7 separate regions of the Mus musculus genome follow, and regions 2, 3, 4, 5, 6 and 7 are each linked to region 1. The links are chromatin loops, found by intact Hi-C in ENCODE. Cell type or tissue: left cerebral cortex. All regions are shown on one strand.

Region 1 (4,000 bases):
AGGACAAGCTACAAAAGCGGGCCCCAAAGCCCATGAACTCTAAATTCCTTTCAAGGGGGATCAAGAGGTGAGGAGAGGGGGGAATGCAAAGATGAGATGATGATGGTAAACAGAATGAAGAAAAGAACCCTCATGGAACTTGCTAGCAATTTTCACCAAAGCAGCAGACCCTTGAACTGAAAAAATTCAGTACAATATACACACTAATAAACAGCTCCACCATTGCAGGCCTACTTTGTAAAGCCAGGAAAAAAAAAAAAAAAAGGAATAATTATAATATCCCCAAACAGAATTCTCATAAGAGTTGAGAAAAACCAGAGTGAAAGCAATGTCAGCTAAGGTCTTAGCTAAATTCCACTCCTAATGGCCCCCAGTATTTAAGCTATCATGGATTAAAGCCATGAAAATAAAAATTTCAATTTGAAATTTCATTAGCATGTTACTAAAAATGATCAAGAGAAGCATCGACACTGTAGGCTTTGTTGATATCGTTGGAAAACTGCTGTTTCATTTTACAAACAATCTCCACCTGCCTCCTGCCTCCTGCCTTCTAGTTAGGAAAAGCCAAACTAAAGACACTGGCTAGGCTGTCCTAATGCTGGTTTCTGGAATGTTGTAGATCTTCCCTGCCTCCCTCTCCTTCAGTCCCGCTGAATACAGGACTCTGAGTGAGAAGGGAAGCAATCAAGGGCTTCCGAGCAAAAAGCCTCCTCCTTCCTAAGTTCAAGTGCCCACAGGCCAGGTGAATTAGCTCCTTTTCCGGAGCCAGCAGGCCCTCCTCTCCCAAAAAGGTGCTTCAACCATTTTCCTCCCGGGACCCAGAAGGCTTTCCTTCTGGCAAGTGTCGGTCAAGCCGGGAATGGCATCGGCTTCCAGTTGCTCAAACTGAGAAGTCAATCCTATCTAGCTCAGCCTGGAATGCTTTGTCAGGAGACTCTGGGCTGGAGAGCTGCAAGACAGTTCCAGGCAGCCTCAGGGTAACCTGGAGTCCCTGAAGTGCTCCAAAGTACAGAGACAGGCTCGGTTTCATGGGAATTCTGATATCCGGGGGCACATCCACTCTCCATTCGGGAGTTGAATTGTGTCCTGAAAAGACCAACTCTCACCTCCGACTGGTTTGTGTGTGCACATCTGGGGGTGGTGGGTGACGGTTCCCTGTGACTAAGGATATTTGCCCTGTCTGCAGAAGAGTCACTGACCCTTGGCTCCCTGGAAAGGTAGTGTCCTTGCTCCCCTTTTGCCCACTCCCTCTTTCCCTTCACAACCCAGGGCAGAGGCGCAGGCTGGATTACCCTGGCATGATCACCAACACCAGGGTTGTCTTAGGAGCGCGCAGCTGCTCCCGCCCAGTGCGGTGGGTGGTGGTGAGTTCCCGAAGCTTCCAGCCGCTGGCCCTGGGCGGGCGCGTTAGGGGAACATGGGGTGCAGAACTGCGGGGACCGAAAGGGAACTCCGGGCGTGGGAACTGGCACGCCGAGCTGCCCCTCTGAGGCTACTCCTTGTCGTCCACAAAGTCCTCAAGCTCCTGCAGCACTCGCAGGCGGCCACTGGCGTCTATGCGACGCTTCTCGCGGATGAGGTCCTCCAGGCTGTGGAACCGGGCCGTGTGGACTTTGTTCTCCTCCAGATGCACTTTGAGATAATACTGCTGTTGCGGCGGCTGCGTTCCTGCGGGGACCTCCCCGCCAGCCTTGAACTCGCGCTTTCCAAAGCGGCACCAGGCAGCGAAGCTCTCGGAGTTCGTCCAGCAGATCTCCTCGCTCTTGAGGCCCAGGTGGCCACAGGCGTTCTGCACCACTAGCTCGGCCACCAGCGGGCGGTAGCGGTACCAGCTATTCACCACCCGGCCCACGTTGGCCGCGCCCGCCTGGTACAGGCTGTCCTGGCGGATCTCGCCTTGGTGCAGGTGGATGATCTGCCCGCCGCCCACGTAGACGGCCCAGTGAGGGGCTGGCGCGGGCTGCTCGGTCGCCGGCTGTAGCCACAAGAGCTCTAGCAGGTCGCCTGGCTCGCAGATCGCCGGCAGCGCAGTGACCGCGTAGACACTCAAGTCGGCGCCCTGAGGGCCGCCGGTCACTTTGGAAAAGATGCATTCCTGGCCCCGGAAGGCGGAGAACTGAGTCTCGTTGAGGACGAGCTGGTGCAGCAGGTGGTGGTGGTGGCGGCTGGGGCTCTCTGGGCAAGGGCTGCAACCTGGGGGGCCCTTCACACCAAACTTGTCCGGCTGCCCGCGTTCGTCCAGGTCCTCCTCCTCATCCGAGAAGAAGTAGGCAACCCCGACTCGCAGCTCGTCCTTCTCAATCCCAGATGGGTCCCCAGTGGGCAACTCGCTGTAGTTGAGGTGGGTGATGCGGTCCAGTTGGTTGCCCATCAATGACGCGGCGAGGCCAGGGCCAGCAACTGAGATCTGCCGAGGGAGAGAGGATAGACACCATCAGAGTCCGGGTTGACCCTCCTGGTGTCCCTTCCCCAAGGCGTTCAGTTCCCCAGGGGCCTGCAGCTTGCCTGACCACCGGCACTGAGTCGCCTGCGACAGCCAACTTTGCAGATCCGACCTGGGGTTAAAAGGGGGGGAAAAAAAAAGAAAGAAAGAAAAGAAAAAAGGGGGGGCACAGAAAAAGGCACCAGTCTCAGGGCCAGAATAGACAGCATACCAGCTCAGCCAGCCTCTGACTCTGCCCAGGAACCCTGCCCGGTAACTTCCACAGTAGAAACCACAGGCGGGCTAGAGAGCATGTAAGGTTCAAGTGGGCGAAGAGAGCGCAGGTTGTGGCAGATTGGTGATATACCCAGAAGGAAGGGAGGGTGTCAAGAGAAGCCCCAAGGCCCGAAATACAGCAAGCTGAGCTCACATTGTGGTCGCCATCCTTTGTAGCCCACCTACTCGTTTTGGACTGGGTCACACCCGATCCCCGACAGCTTCTTTCACAAGGGCAAGACTCGTTTGCAGGCATTCACTTGCCATCAGCATTTTGCACACTTGGAGTCCAGGCACTGACAGCCTGGTACATACACCCACAATGCTAATGTCATACACCCACAATGAAACATCTTGGAGACCACACATTGGCACCATCTACCCCCAATTCCTACACAATTCCGGACGAACGCCTGCACACTTGTCAATGCGCGTACTCTCAAGCACTGGGACACACCTGCCCACGCAGGCAGGTGCACTCTGCCCTCTCCTTGCTTGCCTTTTTCATAGAGCCAATCGGACTGCGCCAGGGCGAGGCTGCTCTGTCTAAAATAACCTAACAAAGAGACAGGGGAGGCAAGGCGAAACCCATGGTGAGTATTAGTGGTGTGTGTGTGTGTGTGTGTGTGTGTGTGTGTGTGTGTGTGTGTGTGTGTGTGAAGACGTCTACTTTCAACCCGAAGAGCCCCTCTCTTCAACCCAGCACACAATTCACACAATCGGACGAAGAAAAACCATTTTTTAAGGCAAAGAAAGCGGCTTTTCCGTACCCGTGATTTCCCTGCGCCCGAAACCCCAAACTCCTTTTAAAGTCTCCAGGTCCCCATGGGTGCTGTGGAGGCGGCAGTGGCGAGTGGGTCCTGGAGTCGCGTGGGACTGCGGTTCCGATCTATCCGGAGACGAGCAGTGAGGTGAGGTACCCAGAGCGGTGCGGATGCGCTCCGTGTCTACGCTGGCTTGGGCGTCTGCTCCACCTGGCAAGTCCTGGCTCCACTCCGCTTTCCTACAGCCGCGCGGACGACTCTTAAATCCCTTGAACAGCCGTTTTCCAGGCCCGCCCCGGAACGCGCCCATTGGCTAGGACTCGTCCCCGAGCCCTGCCAATCTCGGCTGGGGGTGGAATCAGGGGCGGGTTTCCTTTGTGCTCCGCCCTGCCCAGCCCCCAGCATTCCCCAGCCTCAACGCATTGGGAGCGTAGGTGTGAGCACCCGTGGGGAGCATAAGAGGGGCGTGGCTAGTACACCCAGCTGCTCCTTTGCAACCGAGTCCCTAGTAACTGAGAACACAGTCCGCCCGCGTTCG
Region 2 (4,000 bases), 210 kb before region 1:
TGTCTAACATTATGATCTGATTAATTATACTTATTGTATTATGAATATTAAAGAATAGTATAAATACCATATGACTTTTCATAGATGGTGGTGCTGTGGCATAGGAAATGATGGGAAGAATCTGCTTCTGTTCAGATTTTCTGCTTTTTTATGTAATTGAAGTCTTTGGAATTTCTTCACTTCGGCATCTTACATTTTCCCATGGTTCAAAGTATCACAAACTGGTTCCTAATTCATACACTGACCCCTTGATACATACTTGGAAGATGCTGTAAACAGGATTTCACAATTCACACCAATATTTTCTGACAAACAAAAGAACAAAGTAGAAATCTTAGAATGTTTTGCAGATATGCCAGCTGTAAATTCACTGTCTTGGGCTGTTTGGTTTGGGAGAGTTCTATAGGGTAATGAGGGTTTGAAAAGAGAAAGTAACTTTGATGTGGGATCATCCTAGAAGCATCATTCATTTATCCATCCATCCATCCATCCATCCATCCATCCATCCATCCATCTATTCATCTGTAAGTATGTTGAAGCATTTAGCATTTGTTAGTTATCCTGGTTGTCACGAAAATAACGGTAATCACTTTAACTCTTGAGGAGTATATGGCCAAGTGATAAGGAAGATGCAAGTTCCAGACAGTGACAGCCAGTTTGCTGCTCAGGCTCTGCTTCTCTGCCCATAGTGGTGTGATAATTCTGTGATAGAAACCACTGGGTAGGGAAATTAGGTAGGACCAGCAGGTAGGGGTGAGTGCAGGGAGAGCAGTCTCTCAGGAGGCAGCTTTGGTAAGACAGCTCATTTTAGGGAGACAAAGGCTTTTTCAAACTTTGGGGGTCAGTAGGGGTTATCAAGGTGAGTGTATATTATTGGGCAGGGCCAGGGTGTTGGGGATGCCCAATTTGCATAAGGAGGAATTCCAGCTGCTGGAGAACATAACCTTTTAAGGAGAGAGGGAGTTTAACCTGGCTACTGGGCTACCTGACCTCCTCCAGTGGGGCAAAGGTCAGGGGGACACAGGGCTATGTGTGCACCAGGATGCACAGGCCCAGAGCAAAGGGTGAAGCCTCTGAGGATGAAAGAAGCCTAGAGGCCACAGGCTGCTTAGAGTAGGCTCTGACTCAGAGAAGGCAGCAGCTTTTCTACATGTAAAAGGAGTAAGTTGTTTCCACATATATAGGGATCAGCACCCTGGAAAGAGATATAACCCAAGTTCATAGGAACACTAAAATGCTGAATTCCTTCGTATAAGGGGATGGACATGTCATGAGGTATCTTTTTTTGTTTTGTTTTGTTTTTTTGTTTTTGTTTTTGTTTTTCCAGAAAGGGTTTCTCTGTATAGCCCTGGCTGTCATGGAACTTACTTTGTAGACCAGGCTGGCCTCGAACTCTGAAATCTGCCTGCCTCTGCCTTCCAAGTGCTGGGATTAAAGGCATGCGTCACCACACCCGGCTTGAGGTCTCAGTTTTGAATGTCACTTCTGAGTATCCTCCACATATGACCTTGCTTCTATAGGGCTCATCGTTCACTATTGGCTGCTTTGCAGATGTTTGGCACAAGGTAACTGTATGTCCTTTGTGCAGGTCTTACACTGAGATGGTAGAGATGGTCATCACAGAATAGTCAAATGATAGAGCAGCTTTAATGAAGACTTTATCTTCAGGTGTGTGTGTGTGTGTGTGTGTGTGTGTGTGTGTGTGTCTTCTGGAGAAAGTGGATGCCAACAAGAGCTGCAAGTAGAAGGCCTGAAATTAAATTAAATTCTGTCTGTTATACCACTTAGTCTAACTCTGCTGGTCTACCCTGAATATCAGCTTCTTTAGAATGTGTGACTATGAGAAGTAACTCAGAGTTATTGGAGGACCTACATGAAATGGGAGATGCTGACACAAGTCAGAGCGACTGGCATGTTCTAATGGTGGCTATTATTACAGGATGCTCACCCCGCACTCCCATACACTTTCCCATGTACAAAGGCTGTTTGCAGATTGATCTCAGTTTCTGGGAGGCAAGTAACTTACAGATCTTTCTGAAGGAGGGTGAGAAGACAGCTCACTGGGCATCGAGTAGGAGGTGATTCTAAGAGAAGCCATGCTTCCAGGGAGCTGATGGACAGGGATGAGTGTACTTGGAGACAAATCTGACCAAACAGATGGAGCAGAGGCAAATGTGGAGGATGAGTGGAGGTGTATCGTAACAGGGTGGCAGAGTACTGATGGCCGGGACAGAAAGGCTTTGTGGGTGGAAGGGATGGTACCATCATGGCTTTAGAGATGTTGACAGCAGGAAGGAGTCCAGAGGAATATGAATAGTCACACATTCATCCTACCAGGGATAGAAATTAAGGCAGGTAATAAGCCCCTTGCCAAACCACAGTCTAATGCAAAGCCAAGATTCCAGCTTTAGAATGCTAACTTCCGTTTTGAATTCTCACTGTTTTATAACATGGGAGTCCACAATCTGTCCTGACCATCATGCCTTTAGAGAATATGTTTACCACAGGAATATAAAATATGTGTTTTTTCTCTCCTTTTGAATTTTTTTTTGTTCATTAATTTTATTCTTCGATACTTTCTCACATTTCTAGCACATTCTGTCTTTGCTTACTTCCTATACTCTTACCTGCCCCCTCCTCTTGTTATCCCCAACCGTCCTCTCCACAGGACACCTTCCCACATTCCTGTATTTTCTTTTGTTTTGTGACCACCTGGTTTTAATTGGAGCCGTCTATGTGGCCACAGGGTTAAAACCCTCTGCCAGAGCCTGGTGGGCTTACCATTTGGTGCACGAGTGAAGCAATGAGTATCCATCAGTTACCAATAGTTTAGCAGTAGTGGATCAGACTCCATGAGCCCCCTTGCAATCAGTGATCAATTATTTACAGGCCTACTTTTATCATGGGGATGCATCATAGGCAGCCCTAGCTGCTGAGAGACTATGTTGGCAATGGCTGTATGAATCTGTTTGGCTCATCCCTCCAATATGGACTGGTAGTATCAACCTTCATTTCCTCTTACTTCATCAAATTATTAATGTTCCTCACATTCTAGGCACTATATAAAGCAATAGAGATATAAATATGAACAAGAGTCAGATATTATCCTCAAGGAACTTATGGTGTTATATAGAGACAGGCAGATGGCAGTCAGGCAGACAAATGCAGTATTATTTGTTGAATACAAAGTGAAGGGCAACTTATGAGACAGGTGAGAGGGTATCTCAGAGGTAAGAGTTCTTGAAGTTTCTCTTTGAAAGAAGGTAGTTGTCTAGGAGGAGTGTTAAATGCTATGTAATGAAAACTCTTATAATCATCTTGGAAGCTCTCCATGGTTAAAAGACAGAGAAACACTTTCCTGACAACATGTGGTAGAGTTCTAAGACAGGAACACTAATAAGCAATTTGGGGAAGCATTAAAGTCTCAACCCTGAGAAAGGTGACTTAATGAAAAAGATAAATGACAAACATTTTCTAGTCTGGAGAAAACCATCTCTCCTATCCTCAGGGAACAGGCTAATTATTTGAAGGAATTACCTTCATCTTCTGGAACCGTGCCAGATGGGATAGTGCTTTTTGCTTTTGCTGTTTTATTCAGGTGAAAGAAGACTTCCATAGGATGAGTTCTTTCTCCACTCTCTAAGCTTTGCAGTAGAGAATGACCCCACAGGTCTGCACAGTTCTATGTCAGGATGATGACACAGTCTCTGAAAATCTAAGTGATATCAACTGTTTTGGGAGATGCAGTAATGTAGGTAGCATGAGCTCTGCTCTCTGAGAGCAAACAGTCAGATGGGGAACACATATCCAAGGGCAAATTCACAAAGCCAAGAGTACATTCCATTGAGGAGGAGTGTAGTTGCTGAGGGCAAGCTGAGGCTTGAATGTTGTTCATGTTTTTAAGATGGAATCATAAAAAAAATGGGTGGGATCCCAAGAGTCAAGTAAGAAGACAGATCTTTTCCTCAGAGAACAATCAAGAAGATGTGGAATTCTGTAC
Region 3 (4,000 bases), 560 kb before region 1:
AGACAAAGTTTGGAGCTGAGACAAAAGGATGGACCATCTAGAGACTGCCATATCCAGAGATCCATCCCATAATTAGCCTCCAAACGATGACACCATTGCATACACTAGCAAGATTTTGCTGAAAGGACCCTGATATAGCTGTCTCTTGTGAGACTAGTCCGGGGCCTAGCAAACACATAAGTAGATGCTCACAGTCAGCTATTGGATGGAGCACAGGGCCCCCAATGGAGGAGCTAGAGAAAGTATCCAAGGAGCTAAAGAGATCTGCAACCCTGTAGGTGCAACAACATTATGAACTAACCAGTACCCCGGAGCTCTTGACTCTAGCTGCATATGTATCAAAAAATGGCCTAGTAGGTCATCACTGGAAAGAGAGGCCCATTGGACACACAAACTTTATATCCCCCAGTACAGGGGAATGCCAGGGCCAAAAATATGGGAATGGGTGGGTAGGGAAGTGGGGGGGGGGAGGGTATGGGGAACTTTTGGGATAGCATTCTAAATGTAATTGAGGAAAATACGTAATAATAAAAAATATTAAAAAAATAAAACCACAAGAACAAAAGAAAGGTAGATTCCTTAAGAAAAAGGGGTGGTAATTTACCTTGAAAGCTTGGGCAATGGCAGAAATGTGCATTGCAAAGACAGGCTAGGCTAGGAAGGGGCCATTCTCTACACTGGTAACCAAGCACAGAAGAGCAGGGCCAAGAGGACTGGGTCAGTGAGCTCAGATGCTATCTTGTTTCTCTTTTGCCCCGGGTACCAGCTAGATCTGCATTTCTCTGCTGCTGGGTCAGGCTCCTTCCTGCAGATGACCTTCTCTGCATGGGTGGAAGCCTGAAGCTCATTGTCATACTTCAATCACCAAGGAAGAAACAGTGCCTCTCTGCCACCTCCTCAGGTAAACAGAGGATCTCAGGCCAGTTCTAAATGGGGTTCAGGCTGTAACTTCAGAAGAAAGAAGAGAGAAGTAAGGGACCAGGATCGAAAGGATGGAAATCTTCTTAGATGGGTGGCAGAGAAACAGGGTGTGGGATGGAGAAAGGCAGTCTGTGTTCTGTTGGAGCGAGGCTTACTCTGGAGACCCAGTAGAAAACTCTACAAGGGATGAAACAGTGAGCCACATTCCCAGACGCAGGCACGTGATACCACGTCCTCAACTCCATAATATTGTGACTATCAGTCATGTAGAGAGTGTCCCAAGCTCCTGGTATTCTGGCTAGATCTCACCTCCACAGTTAACCTGGCAATAGCCAGTTATGCTCCTCCCCACAGTTATCTGGCAACAGCAAGGTAGCCCAGCCTACTATGAAAGGGACTGTTTGGCCCCTTCTCTCTCTCTTACCCTCTTTCTCTCTTGCCTTGTTCTTACCTCTTTCACCCTTTGCCTCCCTCCCTTCTCTCCACGTGGTCATGGCTGCCCTCCACTTCTCTCTCTCTCTCTCTCTCTCTCTCTCTCTCTCTCTCTCTCTCTCTCTCTCTCTCTCTCTTTCTCTCTCTCTTCCTTTCTACAATAAAGCTTTAAAACCATGGACCATCTCTGCTCATCGAGATCCACCTACTGGAGCATTAGAGCAGACTTTCCTCTAAAGAGCCGCAGATCTGAGAGGCCTTTCTAGGCTCCAGCCAAACCAAGCAGCACGCCAAGCTAGCAGCCTAGGCTAGCCAAAGACTCTTGCTTGCATGAGAACCACCCAGTGCCTTCTCCCCCTTCCCCTCTTCCCTTCAGCCCTGGGGCAGACCGAGCCACCTCTGGGCACCCCCCATCCATTCTCAGCTCTTCTGGGGGTGTCCAGCGACGTCCTGCAATGCCCAAGAGCTAGAACCTATCATCCCTGGACTCTGTGAGGCCCAGGGACCCCAGACTGCTCTCTCTCTATCCCCGAGGATTGGTGTTCCGTGACTTCCCACAGCCAGACGCCCACCTAGGCAGTGTAAAGAGCTTGTGGCAGGCCCCCACGACTGCTTGCCCAGAGTCCAAAGCAGAGGCAATGGAAGGTATGTGCAGAAAAGACAGTTTCCCCCAAAAGTCTGATGTTTGCTGAGTAGCAGCCAGTGTAGAGTGATGGGCTGGTTTGAAGACATGTGCCAAAGCTGCCACTTACCACCTGTGTAACCCAGGCAGGACCTGTGTGCCTGCTAGCATTAGGAGACCTCGTACCCAGAACCATTCTTGCTTTCAGACTTCTTGACGGGAAGGGAAATAGCAACTAAGCCCTTGGCCTTGTCATTCCTTCTGGGAACACTTGCAAGAGGTTGTCATGGCAACATCCTGCTTGTTCAAGCCCAGAGTCTGACTGATAGTTAACCATGGTAGGTACTGTCAGTCTTAGGGCCAGAGGGCTTCCTAATAGGGGGGACCACTGCATGCACCGGGCTTCTGTCCAGTGGAGGCTTTAACCTGGATCATTCCCAGATCACGTGGATCTCTGTTGCTCAAGGCCCTCCGCTTAGAGAATGGCTTTCGAGAGTGACTAAAAATGAGGTCCAGATAGTCCCAAGCTTTCTGAGCCACTGGTCTCATAAGTTCCAGATATGCAGAATGGCTGGGATTCAGGATAAAAACCAGGGTTATTCCCATTTATTGTCAATGCCTTGCACAATCTGCAAGGTGCTACCTCAACCTTGGTTTTATGCAATGCCTTCCTCACTCCTCAGGCGAGGACACAGAGGCAGGAGGGATTAAGAGACACAGCTAGGATGCCCATTCACACGTAGCAACGTGGGAGTAGAGCACTTCCACACTGGATCCCATCCTCCATCCCAGTGCTCCATAGTCTTCCCCCAGACCCCTGCTAACTTTACATGCAAGGACTTGGGCTTTTCCAAGTGATTCTTGCTGTAGTGCTTTCCTTTCTAATGCAGAAACCTAGACTTAATGTGAAGTATTCAAATATTGTAATAGTGATACAAAAGGCAGTCCTACTCTGTCTCTGTCTGTCTCTGTGTCTCTTTCTGTGTATGTGTGTGTGTGTTTGGGTGTGCCACAGTACATATGAAGAGGTCAGAAGACAACCTTAAATATGAATCCTCATCTTCCACCTTGTTTGAGACACAGGGCCTCTTGATTTCCACTATGTATGCCATGGGAGCTTCTGGTCTGTGAGCATCTGGGGGATGCTCTGTGTCTACCTCTCATATGCCTTTAGGGGCACTAAGACTGCAGATGTTTGCTACCTATCTGGCTTTCATGTGTTCTGGAATCCAAACTCGGGTTTGGATGGGAGGGAAATCTGGATGGTGATTGTATGGTCCAGTGATTAGGTAGTGATGTGCAGATAGCCTTGTCACATAACACATATATATGTATATATATATACACATATACAGGAATATATATATATATATATATATATATATATATATTCCTTCTTGAGGATTCTGCTCTGCAGAGTCCAGGTTGAAGGATCCTCACAAGATGCATTGCTGTTCTGTGTTGCTTTGTGGGCAGAACGAATGCATCAGTCTCCCACTTCATCGAGGGACACTGTTTGATGAGGACCTTGTATGGATCTCTCATCAATAAGAACTGAGTTTGTGGCTGTGGAAAGGAGCACAGTAATGGTTAGTATTGAGAGTCAAGTTGACAAAATCTAAAATCACTGAAAAGACACACCTCTGGACATGCATGTCTGTGAGGAAGGTTCAGCAGTGACTTAGCTAAGATAGGAAGACTTACCCTAGATGGTGAGATGTTGGTAGCATCATTACAGGAGCTGGGATGCTGAAATGAATAAAAACGAGAGGGAAGGAGGGAGCGGGTAGGCTGAGCACTGTTCACTCTTCTGCTGCTTTTTAAAAAATTGTTTATTTATTTACATCTTGACTGCAGCTTCCCCTCCCTCTTCTCCCTACCTCCCCTCCCCCATCCACTCCTCCTCCCTTTCTCTTCAGAAAAGGGGAGGAATCTATCAGGGTGACCCTAGCTAAGATTCCTAGCAATGGAGATACAGAGCCTGAACTGGCCATCTCCTGTAACAAGACTTCCAATGGAGGGATT
Region 4 (4,000 bases), 85 kb after region 1:
AAGAGAAAAATTCCCATCAACTGCCATGCTCTATGCTTTTAGACCCTGAGTCATCACTCATTCCAGATCTTCTCTTCTAAGATTAACCTTTAGTTCTTCCAAGTAGTTAAGCCTTTGCCTTTAATCTTTCAGTGTCCCCACCGGTTGACACAAGATCTGTCCATTCAGCTTAGAGTGTCTATGTTTGTCACCCCTCTTCCGTTTTCTTGATCAATGCTATTCTTATTAATAATTTCCCCTGGTTTAACTTAGGGAATTCTTTCTCTGTTTTGCCTCCAGGTCAGGATCTTCCAGGAAGAAGAGATCCAATAAAGTACAAAAGAAGCCATTTGTAAAATGAGCATGCTTGAAAATATGTGGTATGTTTAAGGCCTGTGAATTCTCCTTTCATCTGGGTGGTATTGTCTGCGCATGAACGGATGAAGTCATTTTGAGGGCATCCAAGTCACAATGCAGAATCCCAAAGTCAACGGCAAGCTCATTAACAGTTTCTCACATGATTGTAATTGGAATTCTATATGACCAATTTACCCTAATGGAATTCTTCTTCCTAACATATCTTTAAATTGATTTAAATTTACATTTGAAAAATAATGAGACTTTGGATTATGTGCTGTACAAACAGTCACACATTGCAGACTGGACATACATTGATGCTTACCATATATCAGAAATGTATTTAAACCCTTAAAAAGGAGGTGATTTTATTTAATTCCTACAGAGGACTGACCATGTGGTACTACTATGATTTTAATATTACAAGCAAGGGTTCTGTCACACACAAAGGAAAACTGATGCTTGAGCATGAGAATCATATTGTCAGGATTAAAAGGGGCCCCATCGAATAAGAAAGCTCAGAGAGAAGTGGTTCTCAGTTCACAGTTTCAAGGCAAATTAAGGCCAGAATAGAGACACAATGGTGGTCCTTTGGCTCTAGGTTATAGCACAATGTTCTAGTCAACATAATTGTACTACTCATAAACCCATGTTCTATGTCACCATGCCCTTTTGTCACAGTATTAGATGAAGTATAGAGAAGCACTTTTCTTGGTAACCTGAGAAATCTTAAGAAATTGTCAGTACTCTCAGTGATCAACTCCCTTTAATACTTACAAATAAAAATTTTCTTTTTTTTTCTTTTTTAATTTTTTATTTTTTATTAGATATTTTCTTTATTTATATTTCAAATGTTATCCCCTTTTCTGGTTTCCCCTTCGAAAATCTCTTATCTCCTCCCTCCTCCCACTGCTCCCCAACCCACCCACTCCCATTCCCAGTCCTGGCATTCCCCTATACTGGGGCATAGAACCTTCACAGGACTTAGGACCTCTCCTCCCATTGATGGCCATCTAGACCATGCTCTGCCACATATGTAGCTAGAGACAAGAGTCCCACTATGTGTTTTCTTTGATTGGTGGTTTAGTTCCAAGGAGCTCTGGGGATACTGGTTAGTTCATATTGTTGTTCCTCCTATGGGGCTTCAGTCCCCTTCAGCTCCCTAGGTGTTTCTCTAGCTCCTTCACTGGGGACCCTGTACTCTGTCCTATGGTTGATTGTAAGCATCCACTTCTGTATTTTCCAGGCACTGACAAAGGCCCTCAGGAGACAGCTATATCAGTCTCCTGTCATCAGGCTCTTGTTGGCATCCGCCATAGTGTCTGAGTTTGGTGGTTAAGAACAACACTTTCAAGTCTGAACAACTCAGAGATTGTCACCCCCCACTGTTTCTTGCCCCATAAGAGAAAATATGCTGTGTTATCCTGGCACTCAAAGCTGGCAGGGTAAAGAAGGCTCAGGGCAGAACATGTAGGCACAGCATATGATTTTTGGTTGTTTTATATTTAGAGTTGGCACTGGCTTCTGTCTATTTCATGAATTTCAATTCCTTCCATTCCTCCCCGGACACTGTGCTAAGGCCAACTCACCCACATGTCTAGCCCCGCATAATACATTAGTGACAATTTTATATAACTTCATCACATGAATCCTTTACCCTGGTAGTTTCCCTTCTACTTTCCTCCTTTTAAAAAAAAAAATAGGGACTTTGTCATTCCCAAGAATTCCTCCCAAATTTATCTCAACTGATAATGAATACATCTTTGTATAAAAATTATTTATTTTTAATTTATTGTTTGAGAATTACACACACACACACACACACACACACACACACACACACACACCCTTTGTTCCTTCCATATAATACCCCCTATATTCCTCCCACTTTTCCTTCTCGAATCCCCTGAGTCCACTTAGTGCTGCCTATGTATGCATGTGTACAGTACTATCTTTTGGAAAATGGGTTGCCTTTCAGGGATTGTGTCCCTGAACAGAACTTGGTTGCAGATGTTAAATGCATTTCTGTAACTGTGGGCCCTTCCACCTGTGGAATCTTTAGAGGTAAGCACCACGAAGTGGAGAAACCCTGGGTTCTAATGCCAGATCTCATGTCACTTACTTGTGTCAGGTCCTATTTCTCTCTTCTGTTAGGACGCTCACCCTCCAGAAGCCAGCATCTCGCCAATGTTCAATCTGTATGGTCAGAGGGCAAGGTTCTGGTGAATAGCCACATGATCAGAGAATCAGGGTTCCTATTTCTGTTGGAGTCTGTTCTAGACTCTACCCTAGAGATGAAATAACCCAGTGGAAGAAAAACTCCAGCCCAAAGCTATAGGTTCTGACACTTCTGTGCACTTTATACCCTACCTTAGTCAAATCTCCTGGGTATATACATCTATAAACAAGTGAGAATACATAACTCAAATACTGTAAAGAGAATTAAACATGGTTTAGTGTAACCCTTTACCATGACTATCAAAATATAATGAGGTATAGCAACACAAAGGGAATTTTCAGTGCCTCTGACAAGCTAGGGTTTATCTGGTTGAACTTGACATAACTGTAACAAACACTGAACACTTTATGGTCTGAAATGAGGAGGTATTTTGTTGCAGAGATATATTGTGATACACTCAACTCAGTGGCAAGGTGACTGCTAAGAACATAAGCAACTGCATACTAGGAAACCTGTAATTAGCTCATGTTTAGTAAAGTCACATTCATGCTTCAGAGTTAGTACAAGGACATGCACAGCTATGCCCACAATTCTGTGCTTTAAAAAAAAGGAGTCAATGTCCTCATAAACAGATCTATAATCATTGAGATGTTTTCAATAAAACATAATGGAATTTATTATCATTCCACCTATAAGACTAAGTGGATTTGCAGATGGATAAGGTAAGTGGAGCTCATTTTTTTCTGAAATTACCCATGCAGATCTGACCACTGCAATGGATTTAGAAGTGATTTGCAGCAAATTAGCTTAAGTGACTCACCATCACCAAGTTCTGCTGGAGACATTTTCCAACGTGTCCCACTTGCTGGGATTTTAAAGTCTGATTTTGTTTCTGTTCTTGAATTTCAAAAGGGTTTAGCTCAATGTAACATAGGCCAGTAAAGTGTAATGAAGTTGATAAGGCATGTAAAGAAAATGAGCTTCGGGGCCACAAAAATTAAAACTTGATTATGCTTATAGTAAGGTTAAAATGGCAGGAATGAGGCAGGTGGAAGAACTGCATGAACCACAGACATTGCCCTGAATGTATTGATTAAACTCTCTGGCCATTAGAGACTGAAGCATGACCAACACCTATCACCTGCTGTCAAGGAGAGACCCCCAATCCAGCCAGAGCTACAGCAGTCTCACCTGCAGTGACAGTACATATGAAAGATGCGAATCTGGGAAGGGGTCAATTTACTATGTTTATAGGTCTTCAGAGATTTGAGACTAACTCAAAACAACACAATTTTGTATCAACCATTTTGGTAGCTCTGAGAAAACATCTAAGTATCTAAGTATCACTAGGGCTTCCTTCCTTCTTTTTCCTCCACATTTCAAGAGCAACTCTGAGACCTAAATTCAATTCTGGCCCATTGCTTCATTGTGTAGTTCTCTTTGTCAAAGCAGGAGGATGACATACTTCAAGGTCATCATCTTGAT
Region 5 (4,000 bases), 310 kb before region 1:
AAAATCATTCTGACAATAGCCTTTGGAGGAGAAGACAGTAAACTGATCAGAATAGTGAAAATAAGCCATGATTATGGTGTAGGTCCCTTGTTATCTAACCAAGGTATAGCAAGAGCCCAGCACTTGGAGTTTTTGGATTTGTTAGTAGGAAATTCTTTAGTGCATTGGTTCAAAGGGTTTTTCTGGATTGAAAATTGAGATTGCTTTTGCAACATAAGAGAAACTGGAAAACAATGGAAAAGCCCTAAGTCCTAGGAGGCAGGCTTCTTTCTATTCCATCCTATCTTGAATTTGTAAAGGAATGTCCGGTGGACCACGGCACCTTCATGACTTCTGTTGTATTTGGGTTATATATAAGGGTTTAGAACCCCATGATCCAGTTTTCAGGGTAAGAGCAAGGTAGCCAGCAATAAGAGTGAGAGAGTTTAAATTGGGTCTCCAGGATATGTATGTCTTTGATTTATATACACATACACACATCACAGGCATGAAGTGTGATTATGTGTCTGTGGATGCCACGTTGTGCATTCAGTTAATCAGGGAGATAGAGACCCTGGCACTGATAACACGTGAGCATAAATCTTGGTTCTGCCCCTGGAAAGCACATCACTTCATCTTGCATTTTTAAAAACCCCTCAAACTTTATGAGGATGACTGTAAAGTGGAGATAATAAAATAAGCATGTATTCTTTGGAATTGCTTTTAGGAGTGGATGAAGCAAGTGGATAAAAGTCATGTGTGGTCCTAGCTTTAGTTAAAGATGGGTACTCTGTCACTACTCCTGCTGTTCTACTCACTGTGTCTAGAGCAGTGGTTCCTACCTCCCTAGCACTGCTACCCTTTAATACAGTTCCTCCTGTTGTTGTGACCTCCAGCCATAAAATTATTTTCATTGCTACTTCATAACTATATTTCTGATGCTGGCATGAATTGTGATGGAAATATCTGTATTTTCTTTAGGCATACGCTGTGAAAGGGCCATTCAGCCCCCGAGGGTGGCATGAAGTAGACAACTGTTAGTGTAGAGCATTCACTAGATTCTAGAAATCAAATTAGGGAAGAGGACCAAAAGATGGTTTGAGAAACATATTTTTCCCTCAGAAATATCACAGACTGTAACCATGTATACCCACCAATACACAAAACAGAGAGAGGGAGAAGGTGAGTGGGAGGCGAGGGGAAGGGGGAGGGAGAGGGGAGGGGGAGAGAGAGGGGGGACGTGTATGCATACATGCACAGTCTCTGGGGCAAAGGGTATATGTAAGGGAGTGAGGAGAGAGAGCGTGAGCAGACAAGAAGTGAGACAGACGATGTTTCAGATTGAGTCTCTGGGCAAGTCCTCTTGGGAAAACTGCCTTTGGCCTCTGGCAAGTTGAGACTGGCAAAAAGATTCCATGAGGCAAGGCAGCAGCAGCAGCTGCTCAGCCTTTGTCTTTCCTCCTGCAGGAGTCTCACGTAGTCTGCTCTGCATTGCATTAGAGATTTTATGATCATCTTAGCCTTCCCCCACTTTTCCTAGGTCACTCTCCCCACATGACATGCTGTTCCTGACATAGCAATATCACAGTCTATAAGCATGTATACCTACCATGGGTCTGCATGCTACAGACATTTCTATTGCTCTTTCTTAGCATTATTTTTGTTTGAAAGTTCCATGAAGTTATACAAAATATATTATAGGTATTGTATTATAAATTCACATATATAATGTACATTGATCCTATCCATCCACTGACACATCCCCCCCCCATTTCTCTCTAAATTTCATCTATTCCTTTAGTTTTTAAAGTTTTTTGGCTATTACTAACCTCTGAGTTCAATTACACATGTTTATGTATACACATGGATCTTGTTTATTTCTTTATTGGTCAGATTATTGGCTCTTTGTTTCTTGTCTGAGGACCTGACAGAGAGGGCATCAAAGCCATCAAAGAGAGCCGTGGCCCTGCCTCTGTTCTCAAGAGAGTGGGCAGTTGAGTCAGGTGGGTCTGGTTGGCATGGTGGCAGCATGTGTCTCCTTTGATTCCACTATTATACCTCGGGGTCTGACCATCTAATTTTGGTATCTTCAGTCAGTGAATTTATTCTTAAAAGAAAGAATCACTCAGGAAGGAACTTTAGTGTGACCTAGAGTTGACTTCTTATCAGAAACAATGAAGGCCAGGGCCCAATAGGACAACATTCAAAGCATTTGGATTAAACACCTGCCAACAAATGTTTGTGGAGTACTCACTGCAATCGCTCTATTTGTCAGAGTGTAGCCAGTGTTTTCACAGGGTTTGCGTTCTAAGGAGAAAAGCACAATTTATAAAATAGTGTAAACAGATTGAGAAACTTCCACACTTCTCAGAGTGTCCAGAAGGGGGCGCCTGACCCAACCTAATGTGGTGGTGCGAGTGAAGGGGAGTTACTTCTCTTGCAACTGTCTTTTTTGTTTGTTTGTTTGTTTTGTTTTGTTTTGTTTTTTCGAGACAGGGTTTCTCTGTATAGTCCTGGCTGTCCTGGAACTCACTTTGTAGAGAAGGCTGTCCTTGAACTCAGAAAACCGCCTGCCTCTGTCTCCCAAGTGCTTTGGGCACATCTGGTGTAGGCTGTATTGACATCCTATCAGATGTAACCCTACTGTAGGGGAGCAGGCATTCGTCCTTGCATTTCTGTTTCTCCATTGTAAAATTTCAGTGTTGAGTCTAACATCGACACCTCCTTAAATTGTTTAAAATCAAAATTTTTATCATTATGGTGTGTTGGGGAACCTAGCTATTAAAATAGTTTCATGAGCTCAGCACAAAAAGGAGGGCTCCCTTTCTCAGCGCGGCTTCCGGTTTCTGCCTGAGAGTGTCCTTGACACAGGTGGCTGGCCTTGTCTGATAAGTGCCCTTGTACAGAGCTCTCTGCAAGGCTGCATAACTCAGCACACATCCTGCTCTGGCTTTCTGCCTGCATGTTAATTAGGTGATGTCTTATAACCAATCAGCACTTCCTGTGCGCTTGATGCCATGGCCAATTAGCTGTTTTTACTTGCACCCCTCCCCCAAAAGCCTTTATATACCCTATTGCTGAAACAATAAAGTAGACTTGTCTCGCTGCAGCAATCTCCAGAGGTCATTCTGTCCATACTTGTAGCCGACTGAACCCTGCTTTTTGCCTTCCTTATCTCAGGCTGGTGGCCACCAGCCTCCAGTGAAAGAAGCAGGCACATAATGGTGGTCTTTTGAAAACAAGTATATGATTTTTCTACTGAGGTGAATATTTTCTTCAAATGCTTCATTGCCACCTCAGAGACAGAGAAGAAGCTGGCTATGAGTATGTGCACGTAAAATTCTTTTCTTCTGCTTTCCCCCATGCACTTTGACTCTTGCCACCTGTAAAAGCCTGTGTTTCTTTGTAGTAGTCTTAGTACCAGGAGGTTGGCTCTGGTGGTTAAATCAGTCCCACTTGTTACCTGGGGTCATCTGCTAAAAAACACTCAGAGAGATTTGCTGTTTTTACTTGAAGTTTGTTTGTTTTACCAGTTTTCCACTTATACATTTAGAAAAGTTATCGTGTGTGTGTGTGTGTGTGTGTGTGTGTGTGTGTGTGAGAGAGAGAGAGAGAGAGAGAGAGAGCATGTGCATACTTATATGCAAACACACAGAAAGAGGCAGATAGACACACATAGAGAAGAGAGAGAGACTGGACTGTGGTTGTATTTAGTCAGCTTCTGCAGATAGATTGTGAATATTCTCATTAAATGGTTTGTCTATAGTAAAGAACAGCTCATAAATATAGTATTTCTCCCTCTTTCCTGGAACGAAGTCACCCAGTAGACACTGAGACACTTTAAGGCTTTGGTTTGTTTTCATATTCACAGTCATTCATGAACACTCTGACCTAAATTCTTTTTATTGAGCTTGGTCCCTGTCCTTGATTCAAGCTGCCTTCCCTTTCTCTTCTCTTTGCCTTTCTCTATATGATGGTTTCTTCACCACAGGACTGTGTAGTTGTTTGATTCTCTGAAATG
Region 6 (4,000 bases), 450 kb before region 1:
TGAAGCTCCTTGGGTATTGAATGAAAGACTATGAAGCTCTAGTAGACACTGTCTGGTTAGAGGAAGGGAGGTTTCAAAGCACATGTAACAGGAGGTAGAGTTAGGAGGAGGACTGGGCTCTGGTTTGGAGGTCCCTTAAAATAGTTCCAGGATAAGGTTCCTGAGCGTAAACGCATCCAGGCCTTAGAGAGCCTGAGTGACAGAAGAAAGCTAGCTTTCTGGATAATTCACAGGTGACACTACCTAGTCTCAGACAGGAGAATTTGCCTGAAGTCACACATCCAGTTAGAACTGAAGATGGGCTAAAACTCATGTTTTAAGGTTTCTGAGTCAGGGTCCCTAAGGCTCTGGCTGAAATAAGCTGCCTGGGACTGCCAAGAGCAGACACCCTCATACGTACACACATAGACAAAGCTATGATCTCTCTCTCTCTCTCTCTCTCTCTCTCTCTCTGAGTGTGTGTGTGTGTGTGTGTGTGTGTGTGTGTGTGTTCGTGTGTGTGTTTGTATCTCCCTCTATCAGTTGGCTAGGTTCCTCCTGGGCTACCCAGTGCTGTTGTCAACTTCTTTATAAGCCCCCACCCACCATGTTCCTTTGGCTCGGCTGCTGAACGCAGGGGTGCATAACTGGCTTGTAGTACCTTTGATGGAGGCAGCAGGCACACTGGTCTCTGTTACCTGACATCAGCCCCCAAAGTGGATCCCCCTCATGGATCTGTCAGACTCTCCTGGCTGCTCCCCAACCCTGTGACTGACTGGCAATTCCATGCCACTTGAGAGAAAAAAAAATAGCTGTGAGTTTTCCTTTTAGCTGAATAAGTCTGTGGTGCTGACATCCTAGGAGGAAGGTTGGTATCCCCTGAATTCCAACAAACCACTCCTTTTCTTGTCAGAGCATACTGGGGCCGTATCGAGGCTCAGGGCATTGGAGTGGGAAGCTCCTGAGCACTTGTTGGGCCACAGAGAGTCTCTGGCTCCTGGAGACGTAAGGGATCCCAGCAGGAAGGTCCAAGGAAACCAAGGATGAAGGATGAAGAGGTTGCCTAGATAGGGGATAGGATGGAGAGGTCGTCTACATAGGGGAGCTCAAGCAAGGGCAGGCTTGGCAGGAGGGACAGCACTGGCTCTGTACATGGTTCAACTTGGCAGCAGGTGGGATTGAAGCTCTTGACAGGCTGATGGCAACCTGAGGAGCTGTGGTGCACGTTACCTTCTTGGTTTACCTGCAAAGCCTCTGCCCCTAGATGACTTCCCCACTGGAGATTCTGCCCATATGGTTTCTCAGTCTGGACCCAGCTCTAGGGTTCGATCCTTTCCTCTGTGTCACCTAGGCTTACTGGTATATTTTTCCTGCCTCACAGGTACCAGTGTGTTGCATACTTACCTGCAACTGATCCAGGCAGTGGCTTCATTGAGGAACGTGAAATTGCCTGTCCAACTAAGCCTTAATGAGCAGGACAGTACCTAAGCATGGGGGGGGGGGGCTGAGGTTCCCTGTGACTGGTAGATCTAAGCAGGATGAGGAATGGAGAAGATGACCTGTGTGTATTAGCCACCTGACACTGTCACAAAATACCTGAGGGAAACAATTTAGAAGGAGGAGAGGTTTATTCTGGCACAGGATTTCAGTCGGCTGTTAGCTGGAATCATTGCTTCTGGGTCTTTGGTAAGGCAGAAAGTTATGGTAGAAGGGTGTGGCAGGGAAATTTGCTCACTTCATCGTAGCTGGAAGCACACACACACACACACACACACACACACACACACTATCTATCTATCTATCTATCTATCTATCTATCTATCTATGGAAGCAACTCTTACTTCTCTTATAAGGGTACACCCTCAGTACACTCTTAGTAATCTACCATCTAATTAGGGCTCATTTTCTAAAGCTCTCTCTTTCCTGCCTTAACACCTCTGCTGAGTGAGCAAGCCTTTAAGCACATGACCTCTGGTCTTTGGGAGTCTCTCCTCTCTTCTTCTCTTTCCCCTTTCTGTCTTCTTTCCCTGTGTCTACTTTCTCGCCATCCTTCTATCCCTCTCTCCCCTCCTCTCCCTATTCACGGCTGCCTCCTCTTCCTCCCCTCTCCTCTCCTCTTTTCTCCTTCTCTCTCCTCCATTTTCCTCTCCTCTGATTCCTTCCTCTCTTCCCCTTCACTTTCCTATTCTCCTCCAAATTTCTTCCGTCCTCCAGGGCCTTATCCACCTCTTCCATCCCTTCTCTTCTGTACCCTGTCCCTCTCATATCCTTGCTTTCCCTCTGCTTTTCTGTCTTCTCCTCTCCAACTGTCCCTTCTGCCCTGCCTTCCTTTCCCCTTTCTTCTCCCTCCCCCTTTCTTCTCCCCGTCCTTCTCTCCTCCAGAAATAAGGCTTATTTGACTTAAACAGCACAGAATCTGGCAAGAGTCCCCTTTGCTGTGTCACAGCAGGCTGAGAAGTAGAAAGTGGACCAAGCACAGGCAGAACACACACCTGTGTGGAAGGACGCAGGAGTGAGAGTCATCTGAAAATGCTAAGAATAGTTTCAAACAACCCATTCTTAAGGGACCTCATTTACACCCAGATCTGACTCACTCCTCTGAGAGACATTTCCAACCCAAACCAGAATAAGTTAACTGGAGGAAGCTTATCTCTGAAATGAGAAAATAGCTGTCTTGTTAGAACGCAATGGCAAGTATGAAGAGGTCACAGCCTGGTCGTTTGGTGGCTGTGTCTGGCTATTGAGCTGAATCACCCTTAGTCTGATCTGCAATAGAACAGGAAGTTGTGCTTGACTTGGGACCAGCAAGGCTGCTGCTGGCCTTCAGCAATGGGAAGAGGGGCCAGTGATGCCCCAGCTCACTTCCTAATGCTATGGCAGAGCACTTCTGTCCCTGGAGAGTGGGTCTGGGGGACTGTCTGGGACACTTGTGCTCCAGTGCAGAGTGGGTCATTAGTTAGGTCCCATCATTTCACATTCCACCCTGTAGTTAGTAACAAGTTAGTGAGAAGACAATTTTCTCCCTTGTGTGAACTCATTCAGATGCTCTTCTGTACAATTAACTAAAATAAAACCATGTTCAGTATTAAAGTGGGGGAAAATAAGTATAATAAAAATAGAAAATCTTCCCATTTCCACATCACAACAGTTCTTGTGGCTCCAGAAGGGGATTTTTTTCTATCTACTTCCCTTCAAATTATACTCATTACAAGATCTGCAGGAACCTAAAGAGTAAAGCTATACTCTGGATGTGTTGGATTTACATGACAGTCTCTTTAAATCCTATAACTATCCATATATAGTGGTTAAGACATTTTATGGTGTTAGATGTAGGATTTGACTTTTAAAAGTATTTTTTTTTTAAGTTTTAGGATTTATGTGAATTTCAGCAAGACACTTCAGTTGAGTTTTTAGCCCATTCAAATTAAGCTTCAAGATCTAAAATAAACATTAGCTGTAAAAATATGCCAAATTGAGCCTCATCAAGAATGCAGAGATCTGGAAGAAACGGAACCCCGTGATGAAAAAAAGCTGGGCCAAGTTCAAATCCATGACTCTCTCTGAAGGCCTTAAATACTGCAGGAATAGGAACCAGGGGAAAATCCATGGAGAGGCAGTTCCTGTTGGTGGGAGAGTCATGAAACTATGCTCATGCAGGCAGGCAGTTGTGCATGGGAGGGGTTCAGATAGAAGGCCTAATAAACTGATGGAGGTTGAGTGTGGGTTGATGAGACAAGAAGATGCCCCTGGAGTTGCTGAAAGGCTTATGTGCAGATTCCCTGAGCGCCATGGTTACAGATATGATGAGGACACAGCAGTGGTGTTGAAGGACAATACACAACCACTCTATCTCCTGCATCTCTGTTGCAGATCAGTGCAGATCTGCGAGGCTGTGTACCAGGATTTTCCCACACAACACAGGTGAAGGTCCTCGATACAGCTGGAGGAAGAGAGTGCTGTGGAATGCTGTTCCTCGAGAATGGGGAGGGGGATGTCTTATTCAGATCTCAAGAAAGCAGGT
Region 7 (4,000 bases), 170 kb after region 1:
CTTCCTTCCTTCTTTCCTTTCCTCCTTTCTTTCCTTTCAGTTTTTATTGTTCTCTCATAAACTATATCCTGATCACAGTTTTCCTGCTTTCCCTACCAACAGTTTCTTCCTCTGACCTTCCCTCCCACCCATGTGAAAATGGAGGCATTTGTGCATCTGAAGTGCCTTTTTCCTATATAACTAAAGCTTTTGTCAAATTGATAAAAACAAACAAATCAGCCAACTAAACCAGCACAATGCCATTCCTCTTTTCAAGCTCCCCTTACAACATCTGGGGTCATGTACATCTCTAAGTACATAGGCCATTTCTTACTGTAGGTCTTCTTATTTACCTATTACCTTTAGAGTATTTACAAGCATTGATGATTTCTTTAATATTTTGCTTATGCTCCTCTGCCTGTTAAGAGTAACCTGTAAATGCTTATAGTCTTACATGACTACCTGTCAGGATTCTAAATCACCTACTGAAGAGTGTCCCTGAGTATTTGTTTAAAAATTAGGACAGAGGGCCATTAAGATATCTCCATAGGTTAAGTCACTTATGAGCAAGATAGACAACATGGGCTCAGTCCCTGGGACTCAGCTAACTTAGATGAGATTTGGCTTTAGCAAGTTGTTCTATGATGTTGATAGGTATACCATGGGATGCCTACTACTACACACACACACACACACACACACACACACACACACACAAATACATACACAGTCATATCATGTATACATCTCCATACACAAATATACACATATGTATGCCTGCATACACACATACACATATACAATCACACACATGCAAACGCAAATACATGCATACACACATACACACATATACATATAAATACATACATGTCCAGATATGCTTATATGCATGTGCATACACACATATATCCAAACACATACACATGCACATACACAAACACACACACATGTATATATATTCACAGATATGCATATACTCCTGCCCCCATAAACAGACACTCATGCATACACTTGAGCTCATGAACATACAGGCACAGACACATACTCTCAACATATACACAAACACCCATGCACACACTAATGTAATGTTTTTAATTATTAAAGAAAATTTTGACAGCATTTAAATCTAAATATGTCTGGAAGAAATAGAGTTTCCTGGTCTGAGACATCAGCATTCCAAATGAATCAGACCACATCATTCCCCAAAGCAATAGGTAAAGCCCTGGTTTATATTTGTATAACTATATGGCCCTCTCTTGTGCTATTTGGTTGTGCACACATGTATCTGTTTCCCCTGTCCCGAAACCACTACCTACCTGCATTAAATTTAAATCCACCCTTGAGTAGCAAAGAAAAATAAATTCAGGAACCTTTGAAGTGCCTTCTATTCCCATCCCAGTGTTTAAAATAATAGTTTAGTCTCAGCTCAAGATCTGGGTTATGTATGTTATTTTCAGAACTAACGATGTATAGTGTAATTTGAGCTCTGCAAATGATAATACCTATATTCATACTATGATTTACCATTTTTAAAGCAATTTCATGTTGGCTCATTTAGCTCTCATGAGTACTTTTTAAGAAAAAAAATATACTCATTTTAGAAATGAAGAAACTGCCAGCCATATCTATTAGCTGATTTTGCCGAAACTCTACACGGAGTCAAGAGCAAATCTTGGGACTAGAGCCAGCCAAGGTTTCTTGACTTTTGTCCAGTGGCTGCTCCATGACAGCCTGCTGAGTCAGCCACAGGGGTGACTTGGCCTATTTCTATCTTTGTTTTTAAATAGATTGTGTATTTGGCCTGCTTTTCCAAATGAGAATCGTCAGTAGGTTTATCTCAGAGTGGATGCTGTTCTTTGGCACAAGACCTTCTTTTCTAGGGAATGTTCTGCATCGAGAAGGAGCTCGGCAGTTACTTAGTCCAAGACAATATCCCCACCATGTGGCTGGCTAGTCCAAAGTTGATTGTCTGAAAAGACAGAGAGCTCACTCCTTTATACACTTTCCTATATGTGTCACATTTGCTTATGATTCATGGCAACTCATAAAACAGATGCTGTGACTGGCTTGATTTTAACAAATGGAGAAACTAAGGTGCCAAAATAAGGACATTGTATAAGATTACAACTTTAGTCAATTACAGACCAAGGATTGGACTCATGCAGTTTATATTCCAGAGGGTCCTTACTTAAGGATCCCACTATGCTGCATGTATACTCAAGTTGAATAGTTTCATTTCTAAAATAGAGATCTTCCATAGTCTTGTTATACAATGTGAGTGCACATAGATATGTATGCAAATAAATAAGGATTAAAACAAGGAGCTCATCAATCAGAAATTTGGGTTCGGCTGTGTTTACACAGCTTGGCTATGGCAGAAAAGAATTCTTGTAGTGCGGAGCAAATGTGTTGGCAAGCCACTTTCTTCTTTAAACACTCAGATCTCTCCAGAGCAGCTCTAGAAATTACCCCTTTAGTGTTAGCCAAGAATTGAAATCAAGAGTAGAGTTCTGGTTATATCCTCAGCTTTATTTAGCTCATGGAGTCAGCCCTTCATCTTGTCTTTAGTGCATTTATCTTAAAAATTGAATGTGAAGTTCAGATACATGAAGTATTCCTTTGTATGTCTCAATATTTAAATTAAACCTAGCTCAGATGCCATCTATTTTTACTTCTGATACAGAAAATGGAATTTCACAAGTAAAGTTAACTCAGTAATTCTAATTTTAAGCCCAGTCCCTCAAATTCATTTTTTCTACGTAATTCCCATCATTTCTTTCTTTATTATTAGAGCACCACCATGGTTTCGAAGTAATCTGTGCAGAGTCCTGGCTCTAGGTGGGGATGGAGTGGACAGGGAAGTAGCACTCTGATATTGGCTCATTTGAGTCTCTTTCTGACCATTACTAATGTGTGCTTCCTTTGCCCAATCTGTTATCAACCTTTGCCCATTTGGAATCCATATGGTCTTCTAGTCTGCCCAATCATAGACTTCAGTTGTAGTAGCCTTGCTTTTTTCTTATCCAACATGGTGTCTGATGGTTCAGAAGGGTGTCTGGGGTGTCTACTTGTCCTCTAACACATACAGACAATTCTGAGTGCCCCAGCATGGCAGCCAGAGTTCCATGGGACCATGGTACAATTTATCTTTTATCCCTGTTTCTTATTGTTTCAGCAAAAACTCCCTGAAGTCATATGGATTTTATAAGAGATCTGTGCTGGCCCCGGGCTACCACCCAAAGACAGGAATTAAGAGCCCCGTTTTTGAAATCTTCCCAGTTAGCAATGGGAGTTTATCATATTGATACATCATTTGCGTAGTGTGCATGAAGACCAAGTTTTCATCTCTAGCACGCCATACCAACCCTTACATATACACACACCATAGTTCTTTCAATTTATTGAATGATTTCTTTTCTATTGTGCTTCAGTTTTACCCTAAAGTAGAGCTGAAGAGAATTACCTTTCCTGCAATTCTTACATATTGAGACCCATCTCATCTCTAAACCTTTAGCCTTATCTGTGTTCAGGGGAGACTCTTGTCATTTACAGAACTGTTTAAATAATCTTATGCCAGCATTTCTTCTTCTCCATCCCATAGTTGATGATAGAGCTCTGTATTCTAAGCACATCCCTTAAATAGTTAAGAACAGCAACGGCAGTGATAAAAGGCCTTTTCAATTCACAGTGTTGTTAAAATAGGATACTGAATGAGGCTTTTCCTATTGTCTTAGTGCTTTGGCTAAAGTTCCACTTCTGAGAACAATAAGTTCTGACATTATAAATAGAGCACCACATTGCAGTCAGTTTCCTCTCCCAGTGCTTGGCCGAGAAACAATTGCCACAGTAGTCTGTGACCCCGTTCTCCCACCCAGAACACTATAGGCAAAGAAGAGATCAGAAATTCTAAGACAGTTAACTAAAGACAAAGAAAAATCCTAAGTAGTTATCATCCTTAAAGCTTTCTCCTTTCTTTACACATGGGCAGGAACACACTCTCCCAGGGGCTTACCCAGAGATT

The links. A loop is a pair of places that touch in the nucleus more often than their neighbours do. Peaks named below come from ENCODE experiments on the same cell type or tissue, not always from the same donor. Only the 100,000 strongest peaks of a DNase experiment are listed, where the experiment ranks them.
Region 2: a loop joins it to region 1, with 12 times the contacts of the local background. A loop is called at or near these places in 2 of 42 quality-filtered maps.
Region 3: a loop joins it to region 1, with 4 times the contacts of the local background. A loop is called at or near these places in 5 of 42 quality-filtered maps.
Region 4: a loop joins it to region 1, with 4 times the contacts of the local background. A loop is called at or near these places in 2 of 42 quality-filtered maps.
Region 5: it touches region 1 in a loop (2.4-fold over the local background); 4 of 42 quality-filtered maps call a loop at or near these places.
Region 6: a loop joins it to region 1, with 3.0 times the contacts of the local background. A loop is called at or near these places in 2 of 42 quality-filtered maps.
Region 7: it touches region 1 in a loop (7-fold over the local background); 10 of 42 quality-filtered maps call a loop at or near these places.

Annotation. Positions count from the first base shown.
Region 1 is chr12:14,148,354-14,152,353 of GRCm38, forward strand. It overlaps Lratd1 (LRAT domain containing 1), which reads right to left and starts at 3,685. Exons shown (of 2, transcript NM_029007.2): 1 at 3,469-3,685; 2 at 1-2,407. The coding sequence starts at 2,371. The coding sequence ends at 1,493. In left cerebral cortex, CTCF peaks have their summits at 1,801 (motif pointing right), 2,638 and 2,844; DNase peaks (open chromatin) are centred at 666, 1,117, 1,825, 2,257 and 2 more places; H3K4me3 peaks cover 3,905 bases; H3K27ac peaks cover 2,960 bases.
Region 2 is chr12:13,937,552-13,941,551 of GRCm38, forward strand. No RefSeq gene overlaps it. Among named protein-coding and RNA genes, the nearest start is that of Lratd1, 210 kb to the right of the region's middle. In left cerebral cortex, no CTCF peak of the experiment used is centred here; a DNase peak (open chromatin) is centred at 2,138; H3K27ac peaks cover 339 bases.
Region 3 is chr12:13,592,599-13,596,598 of GRCm38, forward strand. It overlaps a transcript of Nbas not described here. Among named protein-coding and RNA genes, the nearest start is that of Gm35725, 33 kb to the right of the region's middle. In left cerebral cortex, no CTCF peak of the experiment used is centred here; a DNase peak (open chromatin) is centred at 2,242.
Region 4 is chr12:14,233,726-14,237,725 of GRCm38, forward strand. Gm36007 (a long non-coding RNA gene) reads left to right here and starts at 278. Exons shown (of 5, transcript XR_872499.1): 1 at 278-359. In left cerebral cortex, no CTCF peak of the experiment used is centred here; DNase peaks (open chromatin) are centred at 1,827 and 3,353.
Region 5 is chr12:13,842,370-13,846,369 of GRCm38, forward strand. No RefSeq gene overlaps it. Among named protein-coding and RNA genes, the nearest start is that of Gm35890, 180 kb to the left of the region's middle. In left cerebral cortex, a CTCF peak has its summit at 2,357 (motif pointing right); DNase peaks (open chromatin) are centred at 2,337 and 2,899.
Region 6 is chr12:13,696,530-13,700,529 of GRCm38, forward strand. No RefSeq gene overlaps it. Among named protein-coding and RNA genes, the nearest start is that of Gm35890, 30 kb to the left of the region's middle. In left cerebral cortex, no CTCF peak of the experiment used is centred here; DNase peaks (open chromatin) are centred at 2,483, 2,809 and 3,543; H3K27ac peaks cover 390 bases.
Region 7 is chr12:14,314,170-14,318,169 of GRCm38, forward strand. No RefSeq gene overlaps it. Among named protein-coding and RNA genes, the nearest start is that of Gm40840, 33 kb to the left of the region's middle. In left cerebral cortex, a CTCF peak has its summit at 1,924; DNase peaks (open chromatin) are centred at 1,903 and 2,349.